2 separate regions of the Homo sapiens genome follow, and region 1 is linked to region 2. A link is an interaction called in ENCODE POLR2A ChIA-PET data of the cell type or tissue named here. Cell type or tissue: Panc1. All regions are shown on one strand. Each heading gives the region's core, and the rest is flanking DNA. Links, peaks and the distances in the headings are about the cores only. Region 1 has its middle 23 kb from the start of GPT2. Region 2 has its middle 58 kb from the start of DNAJA2-DT.

Region 1 (8,331 bases), core at 327-8,326, 170 kb after region 2:
ATCTGGTTTTCTTTTGCAGTTACTTCTATTTATAATATGTTGGAACTGCCAATCTGAAATAATCAAAAGGATCAGAATCCAGTTTTTTTTTTTTTTTTTTTTTGAGACGGGTCTCACTCTATCACCCAGGCTGGAGTGCAGTGGCACTATCTCAGCTCACTGCAAACTCCGCCTCCCAGGATCACGCCATTCTCCTGCCTTAGCCTCCCGAGTAGCAGGAACTACAGGCGCCCACCACCACGCCCAGCTAATTTTTTTGTATTTTTAGTAGAGATGGGGTTTCACCATGTTAGCCAGGATGGTCTCAATCTCCTGACCTCGTGATCCGCCTGCCTCGGCCTCCCAAAGTGCTGGGATTACAGGCGTGAGCCACCGTGCCCCGCCCAGAATCCAGTTTTAAAGAGTTTATTAAAGCAAAATGTTGGGAATGACTATCTGGGAGACACAGCGTGTAGGGAAATGGGGTCAGTGTTCTGAAGTTGAGAGTTAAGTTCTTGCTTAAGTAGGCAGAAAACAAAGAAGTAGGATCATTTTCTATATGAGGCTGGTTCATGAGTTAACAACCATTTAGTTACAGCTTCTTTCCTTTTCTATATGGCTTGGTTTCTTTTCTTTACAACTGGTTTTCATTTCCTTTCCTACATAGTTATTTATTTTTGAGACAGGATGTTCCTCTTTCGTCCAGGGTGGAGTACAATGGTGCAAACATGACTCATTGCAGCCTTGACCTCCCAGGTTCAAGGGATCCTCCCACCTGAGCTTCCTGAGTAGCTGGGACTACAGGTGCTTGCCGCCATGTCTGGTTAATTTTTAAAAAAATAATAAGAAGAAATAGGATCTCACTGTTGAGCAGGCTGGTCTCAAACTCCTGGCCTCAAAAAATCCTCTCACCTAGGCTTCCCAAGGTGCTGAAATTACAGGTGTGAGCCACCTCCTGGCCCTCCTTTCCAATTTAAGGTATTTAGCATTCCATTTTATGACAATGTGATGGCCAAAAAGTCTATGTGAGAAAGGTAAGAGGGAAGTCAATCTATAATGAAGATCAACAGTGAAGAGTCTTTCCTGATGCCCTTTAGTCATTTGAAACATTTTACAAAACAATGTAGGTAAGTAATAAGACTAATCTATAATCAGAAGCAAAGGGTTACAGCTGCCTAAGTTACAGTTGCCTGTCAGGTAACATTCCTCTAAGGCTCAAAATAATTTAGAGTTCCAATAGCTTAGATTTTTAATTATTTTCAGAGATCTTATTTGCATGGCTTCAATATTTGTCACTTTTTTGCACATACTTTTTGTTTTCTTTTTTCCTTATTTTCAATTTTAATTTTTTTCACCTTCTATTTCTTATCAGGCAATACTTGTAGCATTTATCTACTTTTTTGTTGTTGTTGTTGAGACAGGGCCTCACTATGTCTGTAGTACAGTGGCACAATCACAGCTCACTGAAGTCTGTGCTTAAGTGATCCTCCCACCTAAGCCACCGGAATAGCTGGGATTATTGGCACACACCATCATGCCGGGCTAATTTTTTTTAATGTTTGGTAGAGATGGGGTTTCACTATGTTGCTCAAACTCCTGAGCTCAAGCAATCTTCCTGCCTCAGCCTCCCAAAGTGCTGGGATTACAGGTGTGAGCCACTGTGCCCAGCTTATTTATTTACTTTTGTTTTCCTTCTGGTTTAGTTTCATTTCTGAAATAAATTTTTTATTTATTACTATTTTTTCCTTGAGTTTTATCACCTAATTGCTATATTTTTCTAGTTCTGATTTACGTATGTATGTTGTTCTTTGTATCTTTCAAAATGTCTTTTAGCTAGTTTCAAAATACTAGTTTATACTGTTTATCTGTTTTGTGGAAGGGAGCTTGGTTGATTAGTGCTGTAGCTTGAATATTTAAACCTCCAAACTTCATGTTGAAATTTGATCCCCAGCCGGGCAGTGGCTCACGCCTGTAATCTTAACACTTTAGGAGGCCACTTGAGGCCAGGAGTTTGAGACCAGCCTGGCCAACATGGTGAAACCCTGTCTCTACTAAAAATACAAAAGTTAGCTGGGCGTGGTGGCTCACACTTGTAATCCCACCTACTCAGTAAGCCGAGGGAGGAGAATCACTTGAGCCGAGATTGTGCCGTGTACTCCTGCCTGGGCAAAAGAGCGAGACTCCGTCTCAAAAAAAAAAAAAAGATATCTGATCCCCAGCGTTGGCAGCAAGGCCTAACAGGAGGTGTTTGGGTTATGGGGGTGGATCCCTCATGAATGTCTTGGTGACCTCTTTGTGGTAATGAGTAAGTTCTTACTCTACTAGTTCCCAAGAAAGTAGGTTGTTATAAAGAGCCTGGTGCCTCCTCCTCTCTCTTCTTGCTGCTCTCTCTCATCATGTGATCTCTGCCCATGCTGGCTGCCCTTCCCCTTCAGCCATGAGTGGAAGCTTCCTAAGGCCTCACCAGAAGCAGATGCTGGCGTCATGCTTCTTATACAGTCTGCAGAGCTGTGAGCCAAATAAACCTCTTTTCTTAATAAATTACTCAGCCTCAGGTCTTTCTTCATAGCAACACAAAAGGACTAAGACAATTGCTTTAAAAGTTGATGTTGCGGCCGGGCGCGGTGGCTCATGCCTGTAATCCCAGTACTTTGGGAGGCTGAGGCGGGTGGATCACAAGGTCAGGAGATTGAGACCATCCTGGCTAACACGGTGAAACCCCATCTCTACTAAAAATAATAATAATTAAAAAAATTAGCCGGGCATGTTGGCGGGCACCTGTAGTCCCAGCTACTCGGGAGGCTGAGGCAGGAGAATGGTGAACCAGGGAGGCGGAGCTTGCAGTGAGCCGAGACTGCGCCACTGCACTCCAGCCTGGGTGACAGAGTAATACTCCGTCTCAAAAAAAAAAAAAAAAAAAAAGTTGATGTTGCCTCAATTGCTCCAACCCCTCCAGTCTTATCAGAGACTCCTTGTACTCACCCATATTGAAGCATGCAGAACACCTCCCACTTTAGCTGCTTTTCTCAGTTTGGCTCACTCTGCCCTCCTGCGAAGACCTGTTTGCTGGCCCCTGAGGTGCCCTATCTCTTCCCTCTGCATTATTCTATATAAATGCGAATATCATATAGATCTTATAGTGGTGGGAATTGTTGTCGTCATGCTCTTACCTTTTACAGTTCATGGGGATACCTTATAATCTGGCTTTGTTGAAAATGCTCTTCATAGGTTTTTGGTTTTACCATCTAGTTGCTCTGCCTTTTTTTTTTTTTTTTTTTTTCCTGCAAGGTGGATTCTAGGAGATCAAAAAACTATACCACTGCTGTGTCTTTCCAGAATTATGAAGGGAAAAAGAACCATGAGAGCTCAGGAAGCAAATTATTATATTTGCCCCCATGGCCAGGCCAGGACCATGTGCTGGAACCACACTCAGATGTGAATAGGATGTGGTTCCCAGGAAGCAAGCTACCTTATATTAGATTCTACACCCAAAGAAGGCAAAACATAACACATGTTTATTACAGTGTTTCATATCAGGTTTTATTTGAGGGTTCCACTACTTTAAAAAAAAGTATAAAAACATTCATCTAAGATAGTGTAATTATATGACTTGTTCTTTAACTCAAACTTTTTATTTTTATTTTTATTATTTATTTATTTATTTATTTTTGAGATGGAGTTTAGCTCTTGTTGCCCAGGCTGGAGCGCAATGGTGTGATCTTGGCTCACCGCAACCTCTGCCTCCTGGGTTCAAGTGATTCCCCTACCTCAGCCTCTTGAGTAGCTGGGATTATAGGCATATGTCATCATGCCTGGCTAATTTTTTTTGTTTTTAGTAGAGACGGGGTTTCTCTGTGTTGGTCAGGCTGGTCTTGAACTGCTGACCTCGGATGATCCGCCTGTCTCGGCCTCCCAAAGTGCTGGGATTACAGGTGTGAGCCAGCATGCTTGGCCTATTTTTATTTTTAATTTTGAGACAGGGTCTCATTGTGTTGTCCAGGCTAGAGTGCAGTGGTGTGATCACAACTCACTGCAGCCTTGACCTCTGGGTTCAAGTGATCCTCCTGCCTCAGCCTCCTGAGTAGCTGGGATTACAGGCACACGCCACCACACCTGGATAATTTTTTTATTTTTCATGTTTGTAGAGATGTGGTCTCATTATTTTGCCAAGCCTCTGGTCTTGAACTCCGGAGCTCAAGTGATCTTCCCATCTCGGTCTCCCAAAAGTGCTGGGATTTACAAGCGTGAGCCACCATGCCCAGCCCCTGACTTCAACTTTTTAAAGATAACTTTCAATTATATGACCTTCCTTCATAAGAGATGAACACATAGATGAGGCTAAAGTCCCCTTGTCTCTGGGTTCCCTTTGGATGCCTGGCTGACTTAAATGCCATCTCAGCAGGGCTGAGGACCATGCACCGGAGTCTGCTGAGGATGGGACATAGTCATTTTAACATTAACCAGAGTGAAATGCAATCATGAAAGTGAATCCTTTAATGCAGTTGTGAGGGATTATCTGTGCTGTTGCCATTCTCCATTTGTACAAAAATGTAAAGCTTGAGAATGGTTGAGGATTTTAGAAACATGTTCCTGGCTCTTTCTCTGTTGTTTAGCATGGTGAGGACCTTGATTCACAGTTTCATTTTTGACTGACAGACTTACTGTTCCATCCCAGCATTGGTAACTAATGGGCTTTCTGGCTCGGTTTTTGCTAGGCTCATTGAGATTGTTTTGATTAGGATGCATTATTATTCAAGTGGCAGAAAACCCCACTCATATTGCCTTTTAAAAACATATACATTGGCTCATGGAGTGTGGAGGTATTTGACACTTCAGGAGTGGCTGGATTCAGGATTCAAATGAGGTGATGGCAATATTGCCCTTCCCAGTCTCAGGGCCCATTTATATTATGTGACATGAGTCCAACACTATGTGCTCTTGGTGATGCCCCAGTCACTGCTGTGGGTCCTGGTCTGCAGCCCAGGTCCCCTTTTTGCTATTTTCTCTGTTTTTGTCGACTTCCCTTCAGGCAGCTTCCCCTCATGTAGTGAAAGGGCTCCAGTAGATCCTTGCTGAACTCCCTGCCATCCAAAATCAGCAGAGAACAGAGAACTTCAGAGGCCTCAGGAAAAGTCTCATCGTGACTCACTGGTTCTCACTGCATCACAGCCCCAGCCTGGGTCCCGCCCACATCACTGAGGTCAGGGCAAGGCTGATGTCCGACTGGCTCATACCTAGTCAAAGTCTCCACTGCTGGTTACCAATGAAGATGGCAGCCTCATCAGAATTCCTTGAATGAAGAGGAAGGGAGGGGGGATGTGACAAGGGATAGCTCAGCATAGCTCAGATGGCACCCCCTCTGAAAGGCAGCAGCCTCAATTTGAAAAAAAAAAAAAAGGGCAGGGCACAGTGACTCACACCTATAATCCCAGCACTTTGGGAGGCCAAGGCTTGCGGATCATCTGAGGTCAGGAGTTCAAGACCAGCCTGGCCAACAAGGTGAAACCCCGTCTGTACTAAAAATACAAAAATCAGCTGGGCGTGGTGGCAGGAACCTGTAATCCCAGCTACTCGGGAGGCTGAGGCACAAGAATTACTTGAACCCAGGAGGGAGAGGTTTCAGTGAGCCGAGATTGCACCACTGTACTCCAGCCTGGGCGACAGTGAGACCCTGTCTCACACACACACACAGGGCCAGGCATGGTGGTTCACACCTGTAATCCCAGCACTTTGGAAGGTAGAAGTGGGAGGATTTCTTGAGCCCAGGAGTTGAGACCAGCCTAGGCAATGTAGCAAGACCCCATCTCATTTTTTTTTTTTTTAAGGGAGAGTGTCGTTCTTTCGCCCAGGCTGGAGTGCAGTGGCGCGATCTCAGCTCACTGCAACCTCCATCTCCCAGTTCAAGCGATTCTCCTGCCTCAGCCTCCTGAGTAGCTGGGATTACAGGCACCCACCACCGCACCCAGCTAATTTTTGTATTTTTTAGTAGAGATGGGGTTTTGCCATGTTGGCCAGGCTGGTCTTGAACTCCTGACCTCAAGTGATATGCCCACCTTGGCCTCCCGAAGTGCTGGGATTACAGGCATAAGCCACCGCTTCTAGCCCCCGCCTCAATTTTTTAAAAAATTGAATTAACGACAATAACAAAAAGAGGCAGCATGTCACAGTGGTTGAAAGTGTGTACTGCGGTGCCAAGAGGCAGCATGTCACAGTGGTTGAGGGTGTGTACTGTGGTGCCAAACCACCTTGGTTCTAACAATGGCTTTACCATTTAGGGTATGTGACCTTGGGTAAGTTACCAATCTCTGTGCCTCAGTTTCCTCACCTGTACAATGGGAGATAATGGCCTCACCTTCATAAAATTATTGACATAAAATTGATTTAATATATATAAAATACTTAGAACTCTGACTGGCATGCAACAAGATCTAGATATCTTTGCCATTATTGAGATTTCATGATCCTTAGGAGAGAATAGGGGAAATTCCTAATGCAGCAAGTTTTCAACAAAGGGCAGTGTTCCTTTGGCCTAGGACAGTGATGCTGTGGCTTGAAGTGACTCCTTTCATCAGTTTACCCATCTTAGTCTGCAATGAGCAACTTCCAGATATCACCCCTTTGCATGTGTTGGAGCTCAGAAAATGATACCCCAAGACGAAGGCTGCAGAAGCAGCCTCAGAGGCTAAAGGTTTTCACTGACCTTCTGCCCTCCTGTCTTTTAGGCCCATTCTCCCCAGGAACTAGTTATAGAAACTAGAATCCCTCTTCCTCAAGGCAGATCATAGACACCAAAACCCTTTTTCCCCCAAGCCAGCCATAAAACCTAAAAATATTCTGTGAAAAAACTGGCCTACCCTGTTTGACTGTAGGTCATAAGATCCCTATTGGAAAGAGGATCCTGCCCCATACCTAGAGGGAAGGAATGCTGCTTGGAGAGGCCAAGAAGAATCCAGACCGACAGATCTTGCTGGGTTTCCCCACTCTGTCTATTAGCGAGCGTTAGCGCAGACCCTTTTTGCCCAATCCTATTTCTACATGGCTGTCCAGACTTTGTCGAATCTAAGCGCAAAAATGGACAACTTCCCCTGCATCTTTGGGTCTTCATTTGGAAGTCTCCTGTGTATACATGTCATGCTTCTTCTCCAATTAACCTACCTTTTGTGAGCTGATTTTTCAGTGAACCTTCCAAGGGTGAAGTAAAAGTCTCCTTGGCCCCCACACACACTGGGGTGTAGTTTGCTTTGAGGCTGGTCTGGGGGTGAGGGCATGGCTGTTGTGGTTTGCCTTGAGGCTGGTCTGGGGGTGAGGGCATAGCTGTTGAATACCATTAAGGGCATTTCACTGTGAGGTTTGATTCACATTGTTCTAGAACTTTAGACTGATTCACAATTTCGCTGCCAGCCGGTGCAGCAGCAACTGCTTCCATCTGTGACGTCGTGCACTGATTTATAAACCATTTATAGCTCTCCTCCCCACTTGACACAGCTGCTCCACAAATGGCTCAGGATTGCAACTAGAGGGGAAATTGGGGACTGCACTTGAACTTTCTCTATAATGAAGTGTAAATTGTCCTTTTGAAAAGTGCTTTCTTCATAAATCCCAGGCCTCAAATGTGGCAATTAAGAGAAGCCTTAAAAGCAAAAGAGGCTTCTGTTCCAGGTCTTTTCAAACCCTAAATGTCAAATTCTCTGTGCCTGTGTCCTGGCCTGGCATCTTATTTCCCTCAACACCCTCCTCCCATCTCTTTCTTAGTAACAATCTCAGATCCTGGCAGCGAATGGCATGCGAAACTGGGAACATTTTTCTTCTACACAGACAGGGTTATATAAATCTTCCTGTTTTAAAGTGATTTCTTTTACCCTTTATTTCTTTTGTGTGCCTTTAGGAGTCTGCTTGAATTCTTAATGGGCTAGATCCCTGGCTGGCTTGTTCTCTGCTTAAAGCAAACCATATCGATGCCAATTACTTTTATCCAGGCATTTGCATGTTTACTAAGGTCCTACTACCAGGCACTGATATCATCAGAGACTGTCTCCATATTCTTTGTATCCAGTCTTTTTTTTTTTTTTTGAGACGGAGTCTCGCTCTGTCTCCCAGGCTGGAGCGCAGTGGCACGATCTCGGCTCACTGCAACCTCCGCCTCCCAGGTTCAAGCAATTCTCCTGCCTCAGCCTCCTGAGAGTAGCTGGGACTACAGGCGCCGGCCACCATGCACGGCTAATTTTTGTATTTTTAATAGAGACGGGGTTTCACCATATTGGTCAGGCTGGTCTCGAACTCCCGACTTCAGGTTATCCACCCGCTTCAGCCTCCCAAAGTGCTGGGATTACAGGCGTGAGCCACCGCGCCCAG
Region 2 (8,331 bases), core at 220-8,219:
TGATGTTCAAATTGAAAATCACCCCTGAGCAAAACAGCCATGAAATTATAATAAATAATAATCTCTCAGTCTGTGCCTTGCCATGCCAAAAGAGCTGGATTTGAAAGTTGTTTTTGTTTTTGTTTTCAAGATAGAGTCTTGCTCTGTTGCCCAGGCTGGAGTGCAGTGGCGTGATCTCAGCATGCTGCAGCTTCGACCTCCCGGGTTCAAGAACTCCTCCCACTTCAGCCTCCTCAGTAGCTGGGATCACAGGTGCATGCCACCATGCTTGACTAATTTTTGTATATTTTTGTAGAGACGGGGTTTCACTATGTTGCACAGGCTGGTCTCAAACTCCTGGGCTCAAAGGATCTACCTGCATCAGCCTCCTAAAGAACAGGGATTATAGGCATGAGCCTATAAAACAACCTGGCCAAAAAGTTTTTTAAAAGGCTGGGTGCAGTGGCTCATGCCTGTAATAAAAGAAAAAGAAAAAAGAAAAAAGCTTTTAGCAAGCCAGGTGTGTTATTTTCCACAATGACAAAGGGAACATGTTCATCTGCATTTTTTCCACTTTCCATATAAATGCTTTAGAGTAATATCGATACACAATCCATTTTTTTTTTCAGATTACTTCAACCTGCCCACACCAAAGCTTAGGAGATAATTGATATGTGTGCATTCTTTTTAAGCACAAAAGAAAGTAGAAAGACTGTGTGCCATGGTTCATGTCTGTAATCTCAACATTTTGGGAGGCTGAGGTGGGAGGATTCCTTGAGGCCAGGAATTCAAGACCAGCCTGGGCAACATAGCAAGACCCCATCTCTACAAAACTTTTAAAAAGTCGGGCCTGGTGGCATGTGGCTGTAGTCCCAGCTACTCGGGAGGCAGAGAGAGGAGGACTGCTTGAGCCTAGGCATTGGAGGCCACAGGGAGCCATGATCACACCACTGTACTGCAGCCTGGGCAGCAAAGCAAGAGACTGTTTCAAAAAAGAAAAGAAGAAGAAGGAGAAGGAGAAGAAAAAGAACGAGAGAGAGAGAAAGAAAAGAAAGTGGAAAGATTCTGCCCAATAAGATCTGAAGTACAACCATGAAGTGCAAGAGGCCAGGCATGTTAGCTCATGCCCGAAATCCCAGCACTTTGGGAGGCTGAGGCGGGCAGATAGCTTAAGCTCAGGAGTTCGAGACCAGCCTGGACAACATGGCAAAACCCCATCTCTACAAAAAGTACAAAAAACTTACCGGGGCCTGGTGGTGAGTACCTATAGTCCCAGCTACTCAAGAGGCTAAGGGAGGAGGATCGCTTGAACCCAGGAAGTCAAGGCTGCAGTGAGCTGAGATCATGCCACTGCACTCCAGCCTGGGGGACAGAGCAAGACTTTGTCTAAAAAAAAAAAAAAGAAAGAAAAGAAAAGAAGAAAAAGAAAGTGCAAGATGGACTCACAGCCTGAGTCTGTCCTGCTTCCCCTGTGGTGGGCTCACAGTTCCCTTCACTGTCTTAGGAGTCCCCTGGGAAGATTTCTTTCTCTCAAAGCCAGAGGCCACATGATTCCTTTGACCTTCATTTTACTGAAAAAGAACAACACTGGGAGCTGTTGCTAGGCTGAGGAGCCCAGGGCTTCCTGGGCCTGGCAGGTCCAATTCATTTATCCTGCTCTTTGTTTGGAAACTCAGATTGACCTTAATGATGGGAAATAGGGTGGCTTCTAGGAGAATCTCTGGATGTTAATGGAGGCTGGGCACCCTTTCTTTAAATAGATATTGAAATATGCAAGAACACCTAAGTCATCTGGACACCCACTTACTAAGCTACTTTAACTGCTCCTGGTAATTAGACACTAAAAGTCCAGCCATTGCACTTGTCTCCATTGGAGGAGGAAATTCATTGTTTTAATAACCACCAGTAAACTTAGAGTTTTATTTCCACAGAAAGACCCATGAAACAGAAACTGGAGATAAGGATGGAAAAACAATTTCAATGTTTGTACACATATTTTAGAACCTCTCTCTCCCACTCCTTCTGCCTCTACCCCAGCTGGGGGCCATGTGTGTGGAGGGAGGCGGTGGGAGGTCAGCCTGACCGTGATGGGTTTTAGACCATCTGTTCTCTGCTCCTACCAAGGCCAGGACAGGACTGGGGGCAGCGCTGAACCAGAGTTCATTTATAGGAGAAGCCTGGGGAATGGATGGCTCCAGCCTCCCTTCTACCTGATGGTTCAAACCCAGAGGCCTGAAGGGGTGAAGTGTCCACCTCACCTGTCAGGCTGCTGGTAGCCTCTTTCTGCTTTGTTTGTTTGTTTGTTTGTTTGTTTGTTTGTTTTTGAGACAGAGTTTCGCCCTTGTTGCCCAGGCTGGAGTGCAATGGCGTGATCTCGGCCCACTGCAACCTCTGCCTCCCAGGTTCAAGCCATTCTCCTGCCTCGGCCTCCTGAGTAGCTGGGATTACAGGCATGCGCCACCACGCCTGGCTAATTTTTGTATTTTTAGTAGAGACAGGGTTTCTCCATGTTGGTCAGGCTGGTCTCAAACTCCCGACCTCAGGTGATCTGCCTGCCTCGGCCTCCCAAAGTGCTGAGATTACAGGCGTGAGCCACCGTGCCAGGCCCAGCCTCTGGATTTATGATTGTCCATGGATCAAGATCCTTGGACTTTCAATGATACAAGATAATGCATTACGGATTCCTCATCTTCCAGATGTGCCTCGCTGCTGTTATGATGGGCGTGCTTTTATTCACTGGATTCACAAGATGTCTTAGATGTAAGTAGGTACTGATCAGTGTTAGCAGAATGTTAATGAGCCATTATATACTCATGCTTTAGAATGTCTTGGTCAGATAAAAACTTTGCCAATATAGCATTGGCAAAGGAATTCTAAAGATTTTATGCTGACCAAATATTAAATAGTTTGAGGGATCTTGTGTTGAGCAAATGTAGTCAGTGGTCCTCTGTGAGCCAATATAAGGAAGATAAGGAAACTCTGTGGACAGTCTTTGAGATCTAAGCCACCCTAAAGGTGAGGAGTCAGAGGGTTTCTTTTTTTCTTTTTCTTTTTCTTTTTCTTTTTTTTTTTTTTTTATGTAGTCTCACTCTATTGCCCAGGCTGGAGTATGGTGGCATGATCTTGGCTCACTGCAACCTTTGACTCCCTGGTTCAAGTGATTCTCCTGCCTCAGCCTCCCAGGTAGCTGGGACTACAGGTGCACGACATCACGCCCGGCTAATTTTTGTATTTTTAGTAGAGACAGGGTTTTGCTATGTTGGCCAGGCTGATCTCAAACTGCTGACCTTTTCCCTGAGCCTGAGACCCAAAACTCCATCTGCCATCTTGACATCTCCATGTGGATGAGCCCAACTCAACACGTTCAAACCAAACTCAGGCGCTTCCCCCACCTGCCCCTCCCGATTACCCCTCCGGTGCTCTCTGTCTCAAGGAAGGATTCCCCAACCTTCCAGTGCAAAACCCAGAAACCTACAATCACCTACCTGTGTCTGTTTTGAGACACTTCCCTCACCCTCAGCCTCTATAGCAGATGCTGCTGGTGCCTGACCCACATGCCACAGGACTGACCTTGTCCATGGCATTGGCACACGCCTAACCACCAGGATCTGTACAAGGAAGACAGGGAAAGCCATTCTTCCTAGGCAAGGCAGACTGGAGATGCCAGGAAGTTAGAACTCTCCAGCAACAGCCTTTGGCCAGTGACTGATGGCTCCCTCATCCCTCTGAAGTGTATGTATCATTCCTTTCACTGAATTTCCCTGTGTGTATATTTTTAAAATTCCATTTAAAAACTTAAACTAGGCTGGGTGCAGTGGCTCATGCTTGTAATCCTAGCACTTTGGAAGGCCAAGGCAGGTGGATCACTTGAGTTTAGGAGTTCGACACCAGCCTAGCCAAAATGGTGAAACCCTATCTCTACTAAAAATACAAGAAAATAGCTGGGCATGGTGGCGCGCACCTGTAATCCCAGCTACTTGGGAGGCTGAGGCAGGAGAATCCCTTGAACCCGGGAGGCAGAGGTGGCAGGGAGCCGAGACAGCACGACTGCACTCCAGCCTGGGTGACAGAGTGAGACTCTGTCTCAAAAGAAAATTAAAAATAAATAAATAAAAAGTTAAATTAAAAATGGGGCTGGGCGCTGTGGCTCACACCTGTAATCCCAGCACTTTGGGAGGCTGAGGTGGGCAGATCATGAGGTCAAGAGATCGAGACCATCCTGGCCAACATGGTGAAACCCCATCTCTACTAAAAATACAAAAATTAACTGGGCCTGGTGGCACACGCCTGTAGTCCCAGCTACTTGGGAGGCTGAGATGGGAGGATTGCTTGAGCCCAGGAGTTTGAGATCAGCCTGGGTCACATAGTGAAACCCCGTCTCTACAAAAACATACAGAAATCAGCTGGGCCTGGTGGCACATGCCTTGGTCCCAGCTACTCAGGAGGCTGAGGTGGGAGGATCACCTGAGCCCGGGAGGTGAAGGTTGCAGTGAGCTGAGATTGCACCACTGCACTCCAGCCTAGGTGACAGAGCAAGGTGACTGTCTCAAAAAAAAAAAAAAAAAATGCCTGGCACAAAGCAAACACTAAATAAATAAAAGCTATTATGGAGGGAATAATGCTGTTCCTTCCAAGCGTCCAGTACAATTGTCAATCCAGGAAGCTCAGCCATTTTAACCTGTGCCTCCAAATGCCCCTGATTTCCCTTAGTTTCTGATCGCTGAAGAAGATCCAGGCCAGCCAGGAGCTGTCTGGGGGACATCGCCTACAGGCAATCCCCTCACCCAATTATAGTGAGAAGCCAGTGAGCCTTGGAGATATTGAGGCTTACAAGCACAAAGCATGATTATCGCATGTTTAGGGGACCCAGGGCAAGAGATGTCCCTCAAGTGAATTGGAAGCCCCAAGGCCTACACCAGGCTGCTCAACTGGTTCCATCCACCTGCTCTTGGCCTTTTTTTTTTTTTTTTTTTTTTTTTTTTTGAGACAAAGTCTTGCTCTGTCACCCAGGCTGGAGTGCAGTGACACGATCTCGGCTTACTGCAACCTCTGCCTCCTGGGTTCAAGCAATTCTCCTGCCTCAGCCTCCTGAGTAGCTGGGATTACAGGCGCCCACCACTTCACCCAGCTAGTTTTTATATTTTTAGTAGAGACAGGGTTTCACCTTGCTGGCCAGGCTGGTCTTGAACTGCTGACCTGAAGTGATCTGCCTGCCTCGGCCCCCCCAAGTGCTGGGATTACAGGCCTGAGCCACCATGCCTGGCCTGCTGTTGGCTTTTGAGTGGGTGGACACACATTTAATTAGGTTCAATTGGAGGTTATCAGAAAGAACCAGGATGTCAAACACTTCCTCTCTGAGATTCAGCCAGTGGCCTGACCTGCTATGTGGCAATCTGATTATGGTTTACTTGGGCATCATGTCCACAGAAATCCCAAAGGGCGGTGGCGTCAGTGGCATCATTTGCTGGAGCAAAGCATCCTTGATGCCAATCCTCTGAGACACTTGACATGTGCTGTCTCATCAACTCACTCCAAAGTTACTCTTCTTAAAGGTTCTGAAGCTCAGAACAGTCAAGACAGTTGCTCAAGGTCACACAGGCAAGATTGAAAACCAGATCTGCCTGGCCTAAATTCTTTCTCCAAGGTCCCATCCAGTGACCTGAATCCCAAACTCAGGGTTCCTGGACCTCATCCTCCCACTCCTCATTCAGTACATCTGGGAACGGGCCTGAGAATTTGTGTTTTAAAAGTTTCCTGGGCAACTCTGAAGATCAGCTACATTTAAGAACCATTTATAGGAAGCCATTGTTTCCCTAAATCCAAACAAAATGGCCCTATGAGGCTGTTTGTGGCCTTGGCCCAGTTTAACCTCTGGCTTTATACAATAGGCTAACAAGTCAGTGGCTAACTCATAAATTATGCCTGATGTTATTTCAAATCAAGCCTTTTGGCACCTCAATATATAACGTCCTTTATTTACTGACGAAATCTCTCTATTCTAAAAGAGCACTTATTCCATGACTACGAACACTGCAGACCCCTTCAGCCCTGTGCGCTTCTCACACTATAACCTTCTAGAGGCAGAAATTGAGCCCCTATCATCTCACCCTGCACAGAAAGACATTTCATACGTTTCTTACCCCAGCACACGTGACTTGATAGGAAAAGGCATTTTCCTAGTCAACCTCCAATTTTACAGCAGCAATTTTGGTTCCTGGAGTTCTGCAGGTTCCTTTCTGGCAGGAAGATTAGACCAAGAGCTGCATTAAAGGTACAGTTCTGTGCCCTCCAAGGCACTAATAGACTGGAATCATGTCAGAGCTTTCTAGAGCAGAACTATGTCTACAGTCAGAACTGAGTCTCAACCAATTCAGGAGACAAGTTGCTACTTATGAAAAGAAGACTCATTGAGTTTATAAATGGATTTTTTATGTTCTTGCCCAGCTTCTGTTTCCAGCACTGAAGCGTGCTAGATGACGCTTCTAACAAATGCCTTTCCCGATTCAGAAACTGAGCTTTAGATAAGAACCACTTTTACTAAGCCAAAGAGTCTATCTAAACAGTAGCTTATTTCATAAAGACTGTATTTCTCTCTATTAAAACACTATAACCCTATTGTGTTCAACTATCGCTCACAGAAAGCCTTAAGGAGCAATAACTTAGTGGCAAAAGTAAATGTTTAAATGCTCTATAAAAATATATATATAGTTATATAGCCATACTTAAACATTTAAAAATAAATGGCTGGCTCTCCTGTTGAGCCTCTTTCCTGCTGAGTTGGCCAGAAAAGATATTTTTTTTAAGACTTGAAGGTTTTTTTTTTTTTTTTAGGCAGAGTGACACTCTGTCACCCGGGCTGGCATGCAGTGGCATGATCTCGGCTCATTGCAATCTCTGCCTCCTGGATTCAAGCGATTCTCGTGCCTCAGCCTCCCAAGTAGCTGGAATTACTGGCACCTGCCACCACGCCTGGGTAATTTTTGTATTTTTAGTAGAGATGGGGTTTCACCCTGTTGGCCAGGCTGGTCTCGAACTCCTGATCTCAGGTAATCCACCCGCCTTGGCCTCCCAAAGTGCTGGGATTACAGATGTGAGCCACTATGCCTGGCCAGAATTTATTTTTAAATCTGGAAAAGGCAGATAAAATATCAGCAGTATAAATGATGCCAAAACAATTGAATAAAGAGTAGAACTTTCCATGAATTAACTCTTCTACACCATGTTAAGAAACCTGTCTGGGTTGGGCATGATAGCTCATTCCTATAGTCCCAGCACTTTAGGAGGCTGAGCTGGGAGAATCGCTTGAGACCAGGAGTTCAAGACCACCCCAGGCAACATAGCAAGACTTCCCCTACAAAAATTTGAAAACAGCCAGGCATGGCTGAGGTGGGAGGATCCCTTGAGCCCAGGAGTTCCAGGCTGCAGCGAGCTATGATCGTACCACGGCACCCCAGCCTGGGTGACGAGAGCAAGACCTTAACTTAAAAAAAGAAAAAGGCTGGCTGGGTGCAGTGGCTCACACCTGTAATCCCAGCACTTTGGGAGGCCAAGGCAGGTGGATCACTTGAGGTCAGGAGTTCGAGACCAGCCTGGTAAACATGATGAAACCCCGTCTCTACTAAAAATACCAAAAAAAAAAAAATTAGCTGTGTGTGGTGGCATGCTTGTAGTCCCAGCTACTTGGGAGGCCGAGGCAGGAGAATCACTTGAACCCAGGAGGTAGAGGTTGCAGTGAGCCAAGATTGTGCCACTGTCCTCCAGCCTGGGCAACAAAGCGAGATGCCATCTCAAAAAAAAAATTTTTTTTTTTAAAGAAAGAGGCTGACCACGGTGGCTCATGCCTGTAATCCCAGGACTTTGGGAGGCCAAGGCGGGCAGATCACTTGAGATCAGGAGTTCAAGACCCGCCTGGCCAACATGGTGAAACCCCTTCTCTACTAAAAATACAAAAATTAGCCAGGGGTGGTGGCAGGTGCCTGTAATCCCAGCTACTCGGGAGGCTGAGTCAGGAGAAATCGCTTGAACATGGGAGGCAGAGGTTGCCTTGAGCCCAGATGGCACCACTGCACTCCAGGCTGGTCAACAGAGAGAGAAGAAAGAGAGAGAGAAAGAAAGAGAGAAAAGAAAGGAAAGGAAGGGAGGGAAGGAAGGAAGGAAGGAAGGAAGGAAGGAAGGAAGGAAGGAAGGAAGGCAGGCAGGCAGGCAGGCAGGCAGGCAGGCAGGCAGGCAGGCTGTTCGACCCTTTTCCACTGAATTGTGGTTTGCCTGAATGGCATCAAGATGATGCGTGTATCAAGTTTGGTTAGTGCAATTGACTTAATCCTTGCTCATCTGGCCCTGGTTGAGTAACAT

The links. ChIA-PET counts read pairs that join two places held together with the same protein. Peaks named below come from ENCODE experiments on the same cell type or tissue, not always from the same donor. Only the 100,000 strongest peaks of a DNase experiment are listed, where the experiment ranks them.
Region 1: POLR2A ChIA-PET joins it to region 2 with 14 read pairs; 2 of 35 experiments call an interaction of 5 or more read pairs at or near these places.

Annotation. Positions count from the first base shown.
Region 1 is chr16:46,856,887-46,865,217 of GRCh38, reverse strand. No RefSeq gene overlaps it. Among named protein-coding and RNA genes, the nearest start is that of GPT2, 23 kb to the left of the region's middle. RefSeq lists enhancers at 522-651, 5,007-5,301. In Panc1, for the core only: CTCF peaks have their summits at 7,270 and 7,490; a DNase peak (open chromatin) is centred at 5,167.
Region 2 is chr16:47,027,115-47,035,445 of GRCh38, reverse strand. No RefSeq gene overlaps it. Among named protein-coding and RNA genes, the nearest start is that of DNAJA2-DT, 58 kb to the right of the region's middle. In Panc1, for the core only: no CTCF peak of the experiment used is centred there; no DNase peak of the experiment used is centred there.